Linked DNA regions of Homo sapiens: region 2 is linked to region 1. Evidence: chromatin loops called from intact Hi-C (ENCODE). Cell type or tissue: mammary epithelial cell. All regions are shown on one strand. Each heading gives the region's core, and the rest is flanking DNA. Links, peaks and the distances in the headings are about the cores only.

Region 1 (4,582 bases), core at 276-4,275:
GTTAGTGATTGTTATTCAGCAGCTTTTGGTTTTAGTTTCTTATCTTTGAGGAAGCCCCTTTTTTCAAACAGCTAACTCTTGCATCTAAAAAGTGTCTTCTTAAGTATATCATCTTTCCATTTTGCTGGAATTCTAAATTTTATGCTACTTATCATTGAAAAAATACTGAATTACTTCATTTTTGTATTTTATTAAACTAAAATTTGAATCCAAGTCACTCACCACTGATAGCTTTATACTGTTTAAATGACTTTTTAATTTTGGTGTTTGGGTATGTTTGTTAGCATGTAGAAAGCAAGCCCAAGGTAATTTATAAAGCTATGACTTACAGTGTATGGAGCACTAAGTAGAGTTTATTCAAGGCAACTGGTGCTAGATGCTATGAAGATTACTGTAGTCTTCACTTCAATATTACACTTATTTTGCCTTTTCAGAATATTTTTATATGTGAATATGTGGAGACACATTCTTTTTGAGGCGGTGTCTTGCTCTGTCACCCAGGCTGGGGTACAGTGGCATGCTCTCGGCTCACTGCAACCTCCGCCTCCCAGGTTCCAGGGATTCTCCTGCCTCAGCCTCCCGATTAGCTGTAATTACGGGCGTGCGCCAACACGCCTGGCTAATTTTTTTGTATTTTTAGTACAGATGGGGTTTCACTATGTTGGCCAGGCTCGTCTCAAACTCCTGACCTCAGGTGATCTGCCCATCTTGGCCTCCCAAAGTGCTGGGATTACAGGTGTGAGCCACCCACGCCTAGCTGAGACACAAACATTTTCTTACCTCAAAACCTGGACTACACAAGAAATTCATTAAGAATGAAAGTAATATATATTTTTTCTTAACAATATCTTGATCTTTAAAGAATCAGTTCTATGTATACTGTTATTAAAATCTGATTAAATAGCAATTTATAGGAATCTTTAAAAGAAATCAACATTGAGATTTTTATTATATATCTATTAATTTTCAGTGGATCTCTGCTGAATAACTTACAAACAATTATAATTATTTTTCCATTAATCTGATATTTGAAGGTAAGACTCAACAAGAACAATGCAAAAATGAGAGAAAATAAGAGGGAAACATTAATTTTTTTCTTTGACTTTTATTTCATCTGCATAATTTAATCATTTTTTCCTTCAAATATTCAAAAACCTGCATTGGTATTTTTTTCTGACACATTTCCCCTGTTAGACTTTAGTTTTTCTTAGTTCATATTCTTGTGTTAATGGCTGGTGGAGTAACGTTTCCTCACACACAATGTTTTTTAAGGTATGTTTCTATCTGGAACACTAATTGGTCAAATATGTATAGCACATGAACATTAAAGGGTGCTAACTACGGTTATCTCACTGAAGCATTTTTTTTTTTTGTCGTTCAGCAAACGTTGATTTAATTCTTAAGTGCCAGGCTCTAAGAAAGGTACTGAAACATTTTCTTCCATTAAAGAAACATAAATAAGAGACAGACATATTGTAGTTTAAATAAGTACAGTGATGCTGTAAAAATCAAATTAAGACAAATAGGAGATGTCTATGAAAATGGTCATTACGCAGCCTCTCCCTTCCTGCCTATCCTGCATTCCTGCCTGCTTAGTTTCTCTGATGAGACATCTATGAGCTCCTTCCTCTTCCAAAGCCTCCCTGCCTCTCACTGGTCTCCCCAGGCACATGGATCATAATCTGCCTTTCTGTCTCCCTCTGTAGAATACCCCTGCATTCACTCTGCTCATTGGACTAAGCTGGCCTGCTCACTGCTGTCAGCATTGCCTGAACTTTTCTGCCACCATGAGTTTGCTCAGGCTCATCATTCAGCAAGATATGTGCTTGGTTTCTCCTCTGCCTGTCATAATTCTGTCCATCCTTCAAGGCCTGCATTAGTGTGTCTTGTTATCCATGTTTACTTTCCTTCATTGCATCTACTCCTTTTTAGCATTTGTCTATTTATTTAACAGACCCCCACCCTTCTGGAATGTAATAATAAACACACAGGCAAGCTAACAAACTTGAACTCATGCGTATCCCCTGCGGAGCCTAGAATTGCTTTCCATTCCGCTTGGAATAGAGGATGCATACGTATGCAAATATTGAAGACATTCATTTGATGCACAAAGTCTATTTCACAAGCATTTAATTTCTAACATATGCCAGACTCAGAGTTTGGCAATGGCATGTAGATGAAATAGGCAAGTTAACAGACAAAATACAGTATGTTAAGTGCTTCAGTGGAGGTAAGCATGGGAAATTTATAGGAGTGTTACTAATTCAGGTAAGTCAATGAGTGGATGAAAGCATGGATAAATATGTAAATGAATAACTTAGGTTAATTCTCTGGAGCTCCTATTTAGTATTCTGCTGTCCTCTTTATGTGTTAATCAGCCTGATAATCTGCTGCAACTACAGGCAGTGTCCTAATTTCTTCCTTCACAATAGTTCCTAATAACACTCAGGTGGCTACAATATAGTGAATTCTGTATACCTGCTTTCTCAGATGCATCATCCTGGCCTTTAACCACTATATGAACTGATGTCTCCAGTTGCCACATTAAACATATTAATTTGGGAATTCAAAAAAGTAATGTTTAAGGCCAGGCACAGTGGTTCACACCTGTAATCCCAGCATTTGGGAGGCTGAGGCGGGAGGATCACAAGGTCAGGAGTTCAAGACCAGCCTGGCCAACATGGTGAAACCCTGTTTCTACTAAAAATACAAAAAGTTAGCTGGGCGTGGTGGCACTTGCCTGTAATCCCAGCTACTCAGGAGGCTGAGACAGGAGAATCACTTGAACCCAGGAGGCAGAGGTTAGAGTGAGCAGAGATTGCACCACTGCACTCCAGCCTGGGCAATAGAGAGATGCTCTGTCTCAAAATAATAATAATAATAATAATAATAATAATAATGTTTTAGAATAAGATTAGTCTAATGTTTCATTATTAAAGCAGATAAAATGTATTTAATGGTTCTTTTGTCTTTGTTTTATTCCTGTGCACAATTTTTTTTTTGAGACAGTCTTGCTCTGTTGCCCAGGCTGGAGTGCAGTGGTGCAATCTTGGCTCACTGCAACCTCCACCTCTCAGGTTCAAGCAATTCTTCTGTCTCAGCCTCCTGAGTAGCTGGGATTACAGGCACGCATCACCATACCCAGCTAATTTTTGTATTTTTTAGTAGAGATGGGGTTTCACCATATTGGCCAGGCTGGTCTCGAACTCCTGACCTCGTGATCCGCCCACCTCGGCCTCCCAAAGTGCTGGGATTACAGGTGTGAGTCACCACACCCAGCTCCTGTGCACAATATTAACACTTCACTAGTTTATTTCCTTTGTTTTTCTACTCGTGGTGATTTGAAACAGTCTTTCTTTTAGAGTGCTTTGCATGAAGAATCTCAAGTTCTTATTTTTTCAACTTCTGTTTATTTTTCTGTTTGTTGGTTTTTCCACTAAAAAAAAAATCATTTTTTAAGTTTTATTTTGGCCTCTTTTATTTTGCTTTTTAATCATGAAAATTAAGAAAGCATGTTGAGCCCACAAGGTACTAAGTACTATTGTTGACAGCTGAAGTGATACCTCAGTTCTTCTTGGTTTAAAATAGTTTAAACAAGAGCTACACAGCAAAGGAGGTGTAGCATAGAGTAATTTATTACAATGGATAAAGATATTTTGAAAGTTAGGTGCAGAATAAACAGTATACCCTGAGAGAGAAAGAAGTCAGGACAGGCTGCTTGTAAGGGTGAGACAGCAAAAACTGGCACTAGGGAGACACCCTTTTAGGGAGTTTTAGGTGGGGACACAGCCAAACCATATCAGACACCTACTATGTGTCATTCGTTTTTTCTTCAGTGCTTGGATGTTGAAATAATGAATAAGCATAAGACTCCCTTTTTGGGAGTTTTAAAAGATGATTCATAAGGAGGTGGGAAGAGGTGTTACTAGTAAGCATGTTCTGGGTGGTCTTCTGGTGCACATGTGCAGTAACTGTACATGCTTGTTCATATGTTGCATGTTTCATTAGCATCTTAAAACTCCACCCAGGGGTGTGGTTTTTACTATTATAATGAGCATAGGGTCAGTTTGGGGACAGGTAAAATCAAAATATGCATGCTCTCTAGAAGGGAAAGGCCCTATTGAAGATAGCTTTGCTTGAATGAGCTCAATTACAATGCAAATACTGAGGTTTATTGTGCTGACTGTATGATCACCATGGTTGCCCCATCCCAAGAACATGGTCACTTCCTTGACTGCCTATCCTGCCTCACTATGATCTAGTAGGTGATTTAAATTTGGTCCACACTCAGTGTAATCATTCCATGCACTTTAAACATAATCTAGTTACCTGGTGTCATTGCGCTATATGTTGTCCTAACCTCGTGTAGTTCAGACTTCAGGTATCTCTGATACCTAGCCATAAAAGTTTAGTAGGGACTACTCAACTAAATTATCATGTAACAATCAAATGAGACCTACAGCTGAGTAAAGAAATGCTTCTCTTATTGATCAAATTTTTTTGGTTATTTTTTCATTTTCATGCCATGTTATATTTGATCCTTACGAGCTCAAACTCATAAAACAAAAGGCCACCACTTCTT
Region 2 (4,291 bases), core at 292-4,291, 330 kb before region 1:
ATTACTTTTTCTTGATAATGTTGCCTTTGTTTTGTAATTGCTAACTTCTTGATGGGTTATTCCAATGTAAAAGAGTATGATTTATAACTCTTGAAAGTGTTAAGATGGCAAATATTCTCTAAAGCAGCAGGAAACATAAGACTTTCCTTACCATGTGCTAGGGGAAACTATCTTAGTGGGGAAAAAAAGGGAATAGTGAATTACAGCACACTAATTAATCATGCCTTTGCACAGAGAGATTGTTATATTATATTCCTTAGAGCCTTAGACTGTTTCATTGCAAAGCTGCATAAGTTTCTTTTTACAAGACTAGCCTATAGCACTACAAGTCTGTTTCCTGAGATATTGCTTTTGATGATAGCTAGCACAGCCTTGTCAGAATGGGTATCTTTGGATACCAGCGAGAATGATGGAGATTTAATTCAGTGTAATCATTCTGTTCTCTAGCAGGTATAAATTGAATGCAGTAATATCTGGCATCCTCAGGGCTCATTTCTATAAATTGGCCTGAGAAATACTGTACTAGGAAAAAAATGAAAAATACATATTAATACCTAGTGAGCTAAAAATACATCAGCCAGTTTTAACTGTTAACAAAAAACCCTAGGTATCCCAGAAGCTACTGAAATTTTGCAAGGCAAAGTGGACGTTAAAAAGATATTGGAGTAGAATAAATTAGATGAAAAAGGCATGCTAAAGACTTCAGAACTGTTACCTCTCCTAATACAGTGCTATAGTAGGTTGACAATTTTCTATAGTTCGATACTTGTAGTTAAAGTACAAACTAAGCTGCTATAATAGAGACCTAAAATGGAGGCGCTTAAATAGAATAGACGTTTGGTTCATTTTTATATAACCTTTTTGTTCCATGAAGCTACCCAGGGACAGATGGAATGTTCACCTTTGTCATCCTCAACATGTGGCTTCCATCTCTAAAAGGTGGCAACTCCAGTTGTCCTCATACACCAGTGAATAAGAGGGAAAGAAAGGAAAGGAAGTGGAGATCCATTAAGCACCATGGAAATGTACATACTTCTGCTGCTCACGTTCCCTTGAGAATTTGGTTACAATGCCACAGATAAACTCAAGTGAGGCCAAGGAAATGTAGTCTAGCTGGGTAGCTTGTGTCTGCTCAGACATGACTATGGGAGTGGGAGTGATTCGTGAACAAGAGGAGGAAGAAAAATGGTATGGGGGTTCCCTTGTTCGTGTCTGTTACAGTGTTAGTACAGGATTTAAGATTTAAGAAAAATGTATACACACACTCATACATATATATAATTTGAGGGCTTGTTTCTATCTATTATAAGTAAAAGGATGTAAGTTACTAATCTTTAGAGATAATTTAACTCTTTAAGGAAAGTAGAAAATAATGATATAGAGCTCGAGGTGGTGTTAAAAAAACAAACAAACAAACAAAAAACAGAAAGAAACAGACAAATTACTCCCTTTTCCTCCTGATTTCTGTTTTCCATATTTACTCCTCCCTGTGGCACAATGCAGAAACAAAACTAGGTCAGTAAAAATGTTTCCATGGTATCTGAATTTTCTCTATTAAAACTAAAATACACCTTTTGATGATCAGGATATCACCTACTTTAAGTAAAACAGTGTCAGATTTAAATTTGCTGACATATTGGCAGAGGGAACATATAATAATTAACTATTTTATATATATTTATATATAATATGTATATTAAATCCATTTTGTTGGATCAACTAAGTATCTCCACCTATGATCTATGTATGTTTTAAGATAATCAATTTTCCTCAGGCTGTACATATCTGAGTCACAAAAGAGTATTTCTCTGGCTCATCTTCTGCCTACTTTGTTTGTTTGTTTGTTTCTTGTTTTTGTTTTTGCATCACCTATGTACCTCAATTTTTTTTTCCAGATGATTCTAGGAGTTTCTGAAGCATTACCAGTACATCAACACCTTTATTTCATGGAAACTTTTAAAGTTTTTACTCTCATAAGGGATAGTTTCTGTCCTTTTAGACCTAGTCTATACGTGGCACCAACTACTTTCTTCCCTTTAAGCTAAGATTTTTAGTGGCAAGTACATCTTTTATAGACAAACATTAAGGAGAGACAGACTGTAAGACCCTAGAGGCTCATTTTCTCTCCTTTTCTAACAGCTTAACAAAGAGCTGGCTCAGCAGGTCAGAGTTAGCTTAACTGATAAACAGGCTGATAATAACAGCTACTAACCTCCAAAGACTTTTTCTAACAAGCCTATTTTTGCATCAGAAAGCTTCTGTTGAAATGTGCTGGTCTAGACATGTCCTGCTCCTATAATTAAGTAGTGCATTACTGGGGTAGGTCTCTCAAGGAGCCTTTTTCATGATGTTTCCTTTCAATTATGCCTGTCCTAAGTACAGCTCAATATGGGACCTCAATGGCTCAGGGGATCAAGTATGCTCTACTAGTTTGCTGTTTGTAAGGTTTTCCCCAGTAAGACCCTTTTTGATATTTGTACAAATTGGCATTATTGAGATGTGTTTTTAAGACCCTTTATGTGATCATCATCAAAATAGGCACTGTACCACCAATGCCCATTAAAGACACCATCAATTTTCCAAGGCACTGCAATCTACTGGAGAAGATCCTAAACGCACATCTTACTGTGGCTGATGCTTTTTCATCACAAAGAATGTTATTCATGTCCCAGGAAACCTGCTGCTGCTAATGCCTTCTACATGGAGTGTCCACTGAAATTGTGGAGGGAATGCACATTAAGTTTTTAGTCATTCCAGTTTTTTAAGAGCCTTTTACCCAAAAACACTAGGTGTGTTTCTAGGGGATTACCAGAGGATAATCTGATGCATAAGCCATGTGGTGCTCAAAAATTCATCCCCACTTTTTGGATGAGTTCTTTAACTGAAGTTGTGTATCTCTTTTTAGCCTAGATTGACTTTCCAGAAAGCATCACAGATCCCTGTAAGGCTGTCCCACCAGACTTGCAGGCTTGGCTTTCCCTAAATCCTAGGGTCCATAGAGCTTCCACCTTAGGCTTAATTTCTGATATGTCCAATCAACCACATATGGTTGCTCCACTGTCACCTGAAATGTAACACAAGAACAAAGTCATCCTCCATCACTGCTCTAGTCATGGACTCTTTCCCTCCCAAGTTCTCTTCTAAAGTAAAGGCTGGACCAAAAACCTGGTCAAGTTCCTTGATTCTACTCTGTTCTCTCACCAAACCCATCTAAGCTTATCTTCTAAATATCTCTTAAATCCCTTCACATAGCCTCAGCCCTGCTTACTACTATCCGTATTCAGAGAACACAGTCTTTCAGATGGGTCACTACCAAAGCCCCTTCAAAGTTCTTCCTGCCTTTAGTCTGTCAGCCTTCAATCCATTCTTTGAGAAGCAAGCCAAGTTACCTGTAGCACAAATCTGATCACATCACTCACTTGTTTAGAATTCAGGGTCTACCTTATTCTTAAATTAAATACTGAAATTAATTTTTTTTTTTTTTTTAAACAGAGTCTCGCTCTGTCATCCAGGCTGGAGTGCAGTGGCAAGATCTTGGCTCACTGCAACCTCTGTCTCCCGAGTTCAAATGATTTTCCTGCCTCAGCCTCCCAAGTAACTGGGACTACAGGCACCCGCCACCACACCCTGCTAATTTTTTGTATGTTTAGTAGAGACGGCGTTTTGCCATGTTAGCCAGGTTGGTCTCAAACTCCTGACCTCAGGTGATCCACCTCCCCGGCCTCCCAAAGTGCTGGGATTACAGGCATAAGCCACCACACTTGGCCCCCAAATTGTTAACATAGCTCGTAAGGTCATGTGTGGCCAGGCTCCTACCTACTTCTCTAGCCTCACTACGGAGTTAATCTATTCAAGGCAGGGTCAGGAAATTGAGTAGATTTTAAGGGAGAGGAGAAATGACATTTTCCTGAGAAGTTGTTCTGAAATGACCTTGTCCAGAAAGATGTGAATTCAAATGTGTGGGGAGAAAAATAAGGAACTGAGGAAAATCTTTCAGAAAATATTCCTTAAACCAGATAAGTTAGCACATTCAATTCTAATTTGTTACTATGATTGCTAACCAGTATAGATTTTCTCAAGAAATCTTCACACCTCTAGTCAAGTAGTTTGAGTGTTTTATGTCTGGCCTCTGTGGGAGAGAGAAATATAAAATAAAAGTGTTACATTTTTTATTATTAAAGAATTTTAAAAAGTATGAAAGGTGAGATATGGCCCTAAGATTGGAGATAGCTTTGTAAGTGCAAGCCCAATACTGCAGAAGTGGCTCCAAAAACAAATGACATAAAGCAGG

The links. Hi-C counts contacts between places; a loop is a spot of excess contacts. Peaks named below come from ENCODE experiments on the same cell type or tissue, not always from the same donor. Only the 100,000 strongest peaks of a DNase experiment are listed, where the experiment ranks them.
Region 2: it touches region 1 in a loop (2.3-fold over the local background); 1 of 110 quality-filtered maps calls a loop at or near these places.

The regions. Positions count from the first base shown.
Region 1 is chr7:121,959,583-121,964,164 of GRCh38, forward strand. The region is part of intron 2 of PTPRZ1 (protein tyrosine phosphatase receptor type Z1); the gene reads left to right. Among named protein-coding and RNA genes, the nearest start is that of PTPRZ1, 89 kb to the left of the region's middle. In mammary epithelial cell, for the core only: a CTCF peak has its summit at 1,792; a DNase peak (open chromatin) is centred at 1,659; H3K27ac peaks cover 2,263 bases.
Region 2 is chr7:121,632,349-121,636,639 of GRCh38, forward strand. No RefSeq gene overlaps it. Among named protein-coding and RNA genes, the nearest start is that of FAM3C, 240 kb to the left of the region's middle. In mammary epithelial cell, for the core only: no CTCF peak of the experiment used is centred there; no DNase peak of the experiment used is centred there.